Linked DNA regions of Homo sapiens: region 1 is linked to region 2. Evidence: read pairs that join two places in POLR2A ChIA-PET (ENCODE). Cell type or tissue: Caco-2. All regions are shown on one strand. Region 1 overlaps GPHN (gephyrin). Region 2 overlaps GPHN (gephyrin).

The links. Peaks named below come from ENCODE experiments on the same cell type or tissue, not always from the same donor. Only the 100,000 strongest peaks of a DNase experiment are listed, where the experiment ranks them.
Region 1: POLR2A ChIA-PET joins it to region 2 with 5 read pairs; 2 of 35 experiments call an interaction of 5 or more read pairs at or near these places.

The regions. Positions count from the first base shown.
Region 1 is chr14:67,064,502-67,069,501 of GRCh38, reverse strand. The region is part of intron 11 of GPHN (gephyrin); the gene reads right to left. Among named protein-coding and RNA genes, the nearest start is that of GARIN2, 120 kb to the left of the region's middle. RefSeq lists enhancers at 1,183-1,712, 1,713-2,242. In Caco-2, no CTCF peak of the experiment used is centred here; a DNase peak (open chromatin) is centred at 1,881.
Region 2 is chr14:66,642,164-66,647,163 of GRCh38, reverse strand. The region is part of intron 1 of GPHN (gephyrin); the gene reads right to left. Among named protein-coding and RNA genes, the nearest start is that of GPHN, 140 kb to the right of the region's middle. In Caco-2, no CTCF peak of the experiment used is centred here; no DNase peak of the experiment used is centred here.

The sequences.
Region 1 (5,000 bases), 420 kb before region 2:
GACCACGGCACATAGGCACATGTTCCCGTCTCTGACTTCCAGCTAGTTAGCTGCCTGAGCATAGGCAGTTATCTTAAGCTGAGATTGGCTTCCCTTTAGAAGAAATTCTGAAGCTCTTGATTCCAAGCAGTAGGAAGTCCTCACCAAGGTCATACTGTAAATACTCTGTAATTTACAAGTGCTTATCTCAGGGTTATGATCTTAGAATCCCCATGTTAGGAGAGTAGAGGAAAGGGAAGCAGTTGCTGAATTCCAAATAGAGCATGTTAGCGAAAATAAAATTATTTACACAATATTATCTCCTTTAATAGTATCCTACAATAACCCTACATTGGGTAGACATTATTTCCATTTTGCATAGGAGGGAGATAAGACCTAGAAAGGTTAAGTAGCTTGTCCAGGGTCATTTGGCTAGTAAAAGGTAGAGCAAGTAAAAGAGCCAAAGAGTGTCTTGACAAAGCTACTTCTAAGTATACCTTATTTCCTTTTCCCTTATTCTCTAACAGCCCCTGAACCATCAGGAAGAGTTAATGAACTCCCAGTATGACCTTGGTGAGGACTTCCTACTGCTTGGAATCAAGAGCTTCAGAATTTCTTCTAAAGGGAAGCCAATCTCAGCTTAAGATAACTGCCTATGCTCAGGCAGCTAACTAGCTAGAAGTCAGAGACGGGAACATGTGCCTTTGTGCTGTGGTCAGTATTCTAAAAGAGATATTTCACTGCTCCAAACTTACTTCCAACAGCAAAACTTAAAGTTTCCTTGACTAGAACTGCTAAAGTGGAAAAGCAGAGAACCTAGGTCAGAGACACTGAAGTCTTTAATCATGTAATCTTAAATAAAAAAGCTTACAGCTTATAATCTAACATAAAATTCCCAAGAAAGCAAAATCCTTTCTATTAAAAAAAAGCTCATAGTTTTTCCATTGTATATAGAAAAAGATTGGGAATTTCAGGGAATGGTGCCAGAATATTTTAATCTGCCTTACAGAAGTTGATACTGTACCAAGTGTGAAGTTGTAATTTATTCATGTCATGCATTTTACAAATAAAGAAAATGAATCATAAATGTTAGTCTTACAAATGTTATCATCCATAGTTATGCCAGGAATGCCTATCAGTGGAATACTTGTTCCTTAAAATCCTCACTTGCAGATAGGAGCTGAAAATAGTAATAGGCTAAAAGACAGACCAGAGAAAATAGAAAATTCATCGGTAGTCAAAATAGAAAAACAGAAAACACTTTATACATGCAAACACGTCTAGGCACTTGCTTTATAAGAATAATGTTTACATTGATTTGAGATGCAGTATGCTATAGTGAAATGAACACCAGACTGGGAGTTAAGGATCCCGGGTTCCAGTTGTTGTAACCATAACTATTTGTCTAACTTTAAGAATATCACTGGGACTCTGTTCCAAGATGGCCGAATAGGAACAGCTCCATTCTGCAGCTCCCAGCATGACCGACGCAGAAGACAGGTGATTTCTGCATTTCCAACTGAGGTACCCAGTTCATCTCATTGGGATGGGTTGGACAGTGGGTGCAGCCCATGGAGGGCGAGTCGAAGCAGGGCGGGGCGTCACCTCACCCAGGAAGTGCAAGGGGTTGGGGGATTTCCCTTTCCTAGCCAAGGGAAGCCGTGACAGATTGTACCTCGAAAAACGGGGCATTCCTGCCCAAATCCTGTGCTTTTCCCACAGTCTTAGCAACTGGCAGACCAGGAGATTCTCTCCCATGCCTGGCTTGGCAGGTCCCAAACCCATGGAGCCTTGCTCACTGCTAGCACAGCAGTCTGAGATCAACCTGCCAGGCTGCAGCCTGGCGGGGGGAGGGGCATCCACCATTGCTGAGGCTTGAGTAGGTAAACAAAGTGGCCAGGAAGCTTGAACTGGGCGGAGCTCACCACAGCTCAGCAAGGCCTACTGCCTCTACAGACTCCACCTTTGTGGGCAGGGCATAGCTGAACAAAAGGCAGGAGAAAATTCTGCAGACTTAAACGTCCCTGTCTGACAGCTCTGAAGAGAGCAGTGGTTCTACCAGCACGTCGTTTGAGCTCTGAGAATGGACAGACTGCATCATCAAGTGAGTCCCTGACCCCTGTGTAGCCTAACTGAAAGACATCTCCTAGTAGGGGCCAGCAGACACCTCATACAGGCAGGTGTCCCTCTGGGATGAAGCTTCCAGAGGAAGCATCAGGCAGCAATATTTGCTGTTATGCAATATTTGCTGTTCTGCAGCCTCTGCTGGTGATACCCAAGGAAACAGTGTCTGGAGTGGACCTCCAGCAAACTCCAACAGATCTGCAGCTGAGCGACCTGACTCCTGGAAGGAAAACTAACAAACAGAAAGGAATAGCATCACCATCAACAAAAAGGACATCCACACCAAAACCCCATCTGTAGGTCACCAACGTCAAAGACCAAAGGTAGATAAAACCACAAAGATGGTGAGAATCCAGAGCAGAAAAGCTGAAAATTCTAAAAACCAGAGCGCCTTTTCTCCTCCAAAGGATCGCAGCTCCTCACCAGCAATGGAACAAAGCTAGATGGAGAATGTCTTTGACAAGTTGACAGAAGTAGGCTTCAGAAGGTCCGTAATAACAAACTTCTCCGAGCTAAAGGAGCATGTTCTAACCCATCACAAGGAAGCTAAAAACCTTGAAAAAAGGTTAGACGAATGGCTAATGAGAATAAACAGTGTAGAGAAGACCTTAAGTGACCTGATGTAGCTGAAAACCAAGGCACGAGAACTTCGGGAGGCATGCACTAGCTTCAATAGCAAATTTGATCAAATGGAAGAAAGGATATCAGTGATTGAAGATCAAATTAATGAAATAAAGTGAGAAGGCAAGTTTAGAAAAAAAAGAGTAAAAAGAAACGAACAAAGCCTCCAAGAAATATGGGACTATGTGAAAAGACAAATTCTACATTTGATTGTTGTACTTCAAAGTGATAGGGAGAATGGAACCAGGTTGAAAAACACTCTTTAGGACATTATCAAGGAGAACTTTCCCAACTTAGCAAGGCAGGCCAGCATTCAATTTCAGGGAATACAGAGAACACCACAAAGATACTCCTCGAGAAAAACAACCCCAAGACACATAATTGTCAATTTCACCAAGGTTGAAATGAAGGAAAAAATGTTAAGGGCAGCCAGAGAGAAAGGTCAGGTTACCCACAAAGGGAAGCCCATCAGACTAACTGCGGATCTCTCTGCAGAAACCCTGCAATCCAGAAGAGAGTGGGGGCCAATATTCAACATTCTTAAAGAAAAGAATTTTCAACCCAGAATTTCATATCCAGCCAACATAAATGAAGGAGAAATAAAGTCCTTTACAGACAAGCAAATGCTCAGAGATTTTGTCACCACCAGGCCTGTGTTACAAGAGTTCCTAAAGGAAGCACTAAACATGGAAAGGAACAACTGGTACCAGCCACTGCAAAAACCTGCCAAATTGTAAAGAACATCAATGCTATGAAGAAACTGCATCAATTAACAGGTAAAATAACCAGGTAACATCATAATGACAGGATCAAATCTACACCTAACAATATGGACCTTAAATGTAAATAGGCTAAATGCCCCAATTAAAAGACACAGACTGGCAAATTGGATAAAGAGTCAAGCCCCATCAATGTGCTGTATTCAGGAGACCCATCTCTGTGCAAAGACACACATAGGCTCAAAATAAAGGGATGGAGGAAGATCTAACAATCAAATGGAAAGCAAAAAAAAAAAAAAAAGCAGGGGTTGCCATCCTAATCTCTCATAAAACAGACTTTAAACCAACAAAGATCAAAAGAGACAAAGAAGGCCATTATATAATGGTAAAGGGATCAATGCAGCAGGAAGAGCTAACTATTCTAAATATATATGCACCCAAGACAGGAGCACCCAGATTCGTAAAGCAAGTCCTTAGAGACCTACAAAGAGACTTCGACTCCCACACAATAATAATGGGAGACTTTAACACCCCACTGTCAATATTAGATCAACGAGACAGAAGGTTAACAAGGATATCCAGGACTCAAACTCAGCTCTGGACCAAGCAGACCTAATAGACATCTACAGAGTTCTCCACCCCAAATCAACAGAATATACAGTCTTCTCAGCACCACATTGCACGTATTCTAAAATTGACAACATAATTGGAAGTAAAGCACTCCTCAGCAAATGTAAAAGAACAGAAATCACAACATACTGTCTCTCAGACCACAGTGCAATCAAATTAGAACTCAGGATTAAGAAACTCACTCAAAACCGCACAAGCACATGGAAACTGAACAACCTGCTCCTGAATGACTACTGGGTACATAATGAAATGAAGGCAGAAATAAAGATGTTCTTTGAAACCAATGAGAACGAAGACATGATGTACCAGAATCTCTGGGACACATTTAAAGCAGTGTGTAGAGGGAAACTTATAGCACTAAATGCCCACAAGAGAAAGCAGGAAAGATCTAAAATTGACACCCTAACATCATAATTAAAAGAACTAGAGAAGCAAGAGCAAACACATTCAAAAGCTAGCAGAAGGCAAGAAATAACTAAGATCAGAGCAGAACTGAAGGAGACAGAGACACGAAAAACCCTTCAAAAAATCAATGAATCCAGGAGCTGGTTTTTGAAAGGATCGACAAAATTGATAGACCGCTAGCATGACTAATAAAGAAGAAAAGAGATAAGAACCAAATAGATGCAATAAAAAATGATAAAGGGGATATCACCACTGATCCCACAGAAATACAAATTACCATCAGAGAATACCATAAACACCTCTATGCAAATAAACTAAAAAATCTAGAAGAAATGGATAAATTCCTGGACACATACACCCTCCCAAGACTAAAGCAGGAAGAAGTTGAATCTCTGAATAGACCAATAATGGGCTCTGAAATTGAGGCAATAATTAATAGCCTACCAACCAAAAAAAGTCCAGGACCAGATGGATTCACAGCCAAATTCTACGAGAGGTACAAAGAGGAGTTGGTATCATTCC
Region 2 (5,000 bases):
GGGGCCAAGGCAGGAAGATGACCTGAGACCAGGAATTCAAGACCAGCCTGGGCAACATAGTGAGACCCTGACTTTAAAAAAAAATATTAAAAAAAAAAAAAAAGCCAGGTATGGTGGCATGTGCCTGTGGTCCCAGTTGCTTGGGAGGCTGTGGAAAGAGGATTGCTTCAGCCTGGGAGCTCAAGGCTACAGTGAGCCATGATAGAGCCATTGCACTCCAGCCTGGGTGACAGAGTGAGACCGTGTCACTGTAAAAATAAAATTTTAAAAATAATAATTGTGGTAAAAGACACACAAAATAAAATTCACCACCTTAATCCCTCTTAAGAATACAGTTTGGTACTGTTAAATATAATTACCCTGTTGTGTGACCAAACACCATCTTGTAAAACTGAAACTCTATACCCATTAAACAACAGCTCCCCATTTCCTACTCCACTGAACCCCTGGTAACCACCATTCTACATTCTGTTTTTATGAATTTGACAACAATAAATATCTCATGTAAGTGGAATTATACAATATTTGTCTTCTTCTTGCTGGCTTATTTCATTTAGAATAACGCCCTCAAGATATATATTGTTTTATCTATTTTATATATATATTGTTTTATCTATTCATTCCTTCCACCTTTTGGCTGTTCTGCATAATGCTGCTATGAACATGGGCATATCAGTATCTCTTTGAGACCCTACCTTCAATTCTTGGAATTGTACAATCATAATTCTATTTTTAACTTTTTGAGGAACCATTATACTGTTTTTCATAATGGATGTACCATTTTACATCCCCACCAACAATACACAAAGGTTCCAATTTCTATATATCCTCACCAACATTTGTTATTTCAGGATTCTTCTGGTTTTGTTTTCTTTTTTTACAGCAGCCATTCTTAGGTGTGTGAGGTAATATCTCACTGTGGTTTTGATTTGCATTTGCCTAATGATTAGAGATGTTGAGCATCTTTTCAAATACTTGTTGGCCATTGAGTATCTTCTTTGTATAATACAAATGTGTATTCAAGTCCTTGCCCAATTTTAATCTAGTTTTTTTTTGTTGCTGTTGAATTCTTTTTAATCTTTTGTAACTAAATTGTCACTCTTTAAATGATGGGATTCTAATCATAGGTAAAGTTGTTATTGGTTGGTTGGTTTTCAAATCATATGAGAAGTGACCTGGAGCAATGGGAAAAGCATTGTATCAGAGAACGGAAGATGTGGTTTCAAATGATAATTATATGGCATATTTGTAGAGTGACTCTGTACATACATTTTAACCTCTGGTCATCAGGCCCCTTGTAAAAACAATGGGACAATTATATCTCCCCTATGAGATCATAGGGTTAGTCTGAGTATCTAATGAGAGACACAAATGTAAAACATTATAAAATAAAATAAAATTGTTATAAATAAATGGTGCATATAAAATCAGTTTAAATAACTTTAAAAAAAATTTTCTTTTTTTTTTTTTTTGAAATGGAGTCTCACTCTGTCGCCCAAGCTGGAGTATAATGGCATGATCTTGGCTCACTGCAACCTCCGCCTCCCAGATTCAAGCAATTCTTGTGCCTCAGCCTCTCAAGTAGCTGGGATTGCAAGTGCCCACCACCACGGCTGGCTAACTTTTTGTATTTTTAGTATACTGAGGAGGGATTTCGCCTTGTTGGCCAGGCTGGTCTTGAACTCCTTACCTCAGGTAATACATCTGCCTCAGCCTCCCAAAGCGCTGGGATTACACACGTGAGCCACAGCACCTGGCCCAAATTTTTAAATAAAGATGTACCAACCTGGAGACAGGCTGAGATGTTGTTGTGATGTATTATAAGCAAATCAGAAAAACTCATCTGGATAAATGTAATTAGATAAATATCTGTTAGATTATTTCCATTCTTATAATTCATACCAACATTCTTTTCTATTTTTTATTTCCTTGATAATGAAAGGTTTTTAAGTACCATGTTATCCAGGTAATGCTTGCTTCCAGAATATTTTTATGAAGTTCCTAAATATTCAGGAATTTCTAAGAAGCAATTAAAAATTACAAGTGCAATTTAAAAATGCACTTCATTACATACAAATATACTACTACAAAAAGCTACAGAACAACCTAACACACTCCTTTAGGATGGCCCATGAATTACCTTTTCCTATATATTGGGAAAGAAAGGATAAACATAAACAGACTTCCAAACATGAAACAGTATGGCAAACAACATTTACATGCCTTACTACAAAATTTAAATTAGTATTTTAAATATGCAATTATAAAAAAATTTACCTAAAAATTATTACTATTTAAATATAATCATTAGCTTATTCAAAACTTTGAAAAACTTATAATCCCAGATTTGTTTAGTTAGTGACTGAATTTTAACTTTGAAAATCTCCTTATCTGTCTTTTACTGGCACAGTGGTTAAGGACAAAGACTAGGTAATCTGGATTTAATTCTGACACATACATTTAATAGATGTGTGACCTTCAGCAAGTTAGTTAACCTGTGGTCTGAGACTTTCTTTCTCATGTTTAAAATTAAGCTAACAATCACACCTCTCTCAGTTGTTTCATATGTTAAATAAGTCAATAAAGTGCTTTAAATACTGATTGACATGTTATAACCATTTGCTGTTATTATTTCTATAACTATGTTTATTACTATTTTTCCTGCTTTGACATTGTGATAAATACCCTTAAAAGGATAGAAGGAAAAGTGAAACATCTTTGGTAGTGGGTGGCATAGATAAAGGTTTATCTAATTTCATCAAGGCAATCAGAAAAGATACTGATGTGGGTAGAGAATAAAATTAGTCTCACAAAGCATCATCAGTATCTAAAAAAGCATACTAAACCACTGGTTTATGTTATAATTTAGACATACTTAAAGAGAAATTTGAGAAGAATGATGTCTGCAGTATACAGATCATTTACAATCTTAATATAACTTGTAATTACTTGTTCCCAAACTCAAGTGTAACCCAAGGCGTTCTGTGAATTTTACAGAACTAATCCCAAATCTAAATAATTAAACAGAGAAATCCAAATGTCAACAAAGGACAGGTAGCTTTAGAAGTAAACTCCAATGAATAGACAAGAAAGCAAAAAACTGATTAATTGAAAGAACTAATGTAAAGCCCCCAAATAATTAAGCTATCACTTGTAAATAAATCTCAGCTGGCTCAGTTGGCTGTCTTTGATTATGCATATACTTCTCCTATCTACCTGGTTGGTACAGGTACAAGACTCAAATAAACGTGAACATAATCAGTATTATTAAACTGATCGAAGTAAAACAGTGAATTAACTATAGTTATTATCTACATAAGAAAAAGAATAAAAAGAGTGAAAACACCAATTCCTCAAACACATATAGAGCTTGAAAGCAGTGTCTAAATCTTTGATTAAAAAAAAAAAAAACTCCCCTCATACTTTCTCCCAGTCATTGCTCTACCCACAACAGAAGGAAATACTGACTTCTAACACTATATATTAATTTTGTCTGTTTCTGAACTTTATAAAAATGAATCATACCATAGGCATTCCTTTTGTATCTGATGCCTCTGCAGAACATTAAGTTTATGAGATTCATCTATGTTTAAATTTAATTGTATGCTGTTCATTCTCATTGTACAGTATACCATGCTATGAATGTACCATGATTTAGTTATCCATTCTACTATAAGTAGACATTTGGATTGTTTCCAATTTAGGTCATTACAAATAGTATCAACATTCCTGCACATGTCCTTTGGTAAACTTAAGCAAACTTTCCTTTTAGATATATACCTACAACTAAAATTCCTGGGTAATAGATAACATATATGTTCAGGTTTAGTAAACACTCCCAGTTTCCCAAAGTGGTAGTACCAATTTGTGTATCAGATATCCAACTATACAACTTCCTTACAAACACTTGGAAAAGGCATCTTTTTTACTTAGCCACTCTGGTGGGTGTGTAGAAATATTTTGCTGTGGTTTTAGCTTGCATTTCCCTAATGATTTTTTATGTTGAGTATCTTTTCATGTTCATATTGAACATATACTATTTGTGAAGTGCCTTTTCAAGTCTTTTATTCATTTTTAAAATTGGGTTATGGAATATGAGTCCTTTGTTGGATATATGTATTACAAGTATCTTCTTTCATTCTATGATTTACCTTTCAGTTTTTAGATTTCTAAAGTTCTTATTTTTAATGTGATCCAATGTATCAATTTTTCCTATTATTAAGAAATCTTTCCCTAACCCAAGATCACGAAGATATTCTGCCATGTTTCCATCTAAAAGCTTTATTTTTTAAATCTTTCATAGTTGGATCTATGATGTACCTAAAATGGATTTTTATGTATGTCAATAAGCATATTTTCTATAAGGATATTGAATTGAAATAAAATTCTTTTCTCCATTATACTTAAAAAAATCAGTCATAAATCAGGTAGAAGCATATATGCAGACCTGTTCCTGGAAGTAATAGTTTTCTTTTACTTCTGTAACAAATTAGAACAAACTTTGCAGCTCAAAACAACACAATTTTACTATTCACAATTTACAAGTCAGAAATCCAGGTTAGCTCAGCTAATTTTTCTACTCCCAGTTTCAAAAAAAAAAAAAACAAAAATCAAAATGTCTGCCTGCTGAGCTCGTACTCTTAAGGCTCAGTAAAGATTCTACTTCACACAGTCCAGTTCCTTCAGTTCCTTTGGTTACAGGATTGATGTCCCTATTTCCTTGCTGACTTAAGCTAGAGGCTATGTTTAGCAACCAGAGGCCTCTCTCCAGTCTTTTACATAGGCCCTTAAATCTCATCAATAATAGTGCACAGAATCTTTCTCATGCTTGGAATCAATGACTCCCCCTTCTGCTGCATCTCTATTCTGCTTTCAGCTGGAAAAACTTCTCTGCTCTTAAGGGTTCATGTGATTAGACTGGGCCCACTCAGAAAACCCAGGATCATTTTACTATCTTAATTGTCTGTAACCTTAACTGTATTTGCAAAGTTCCTTTTGCC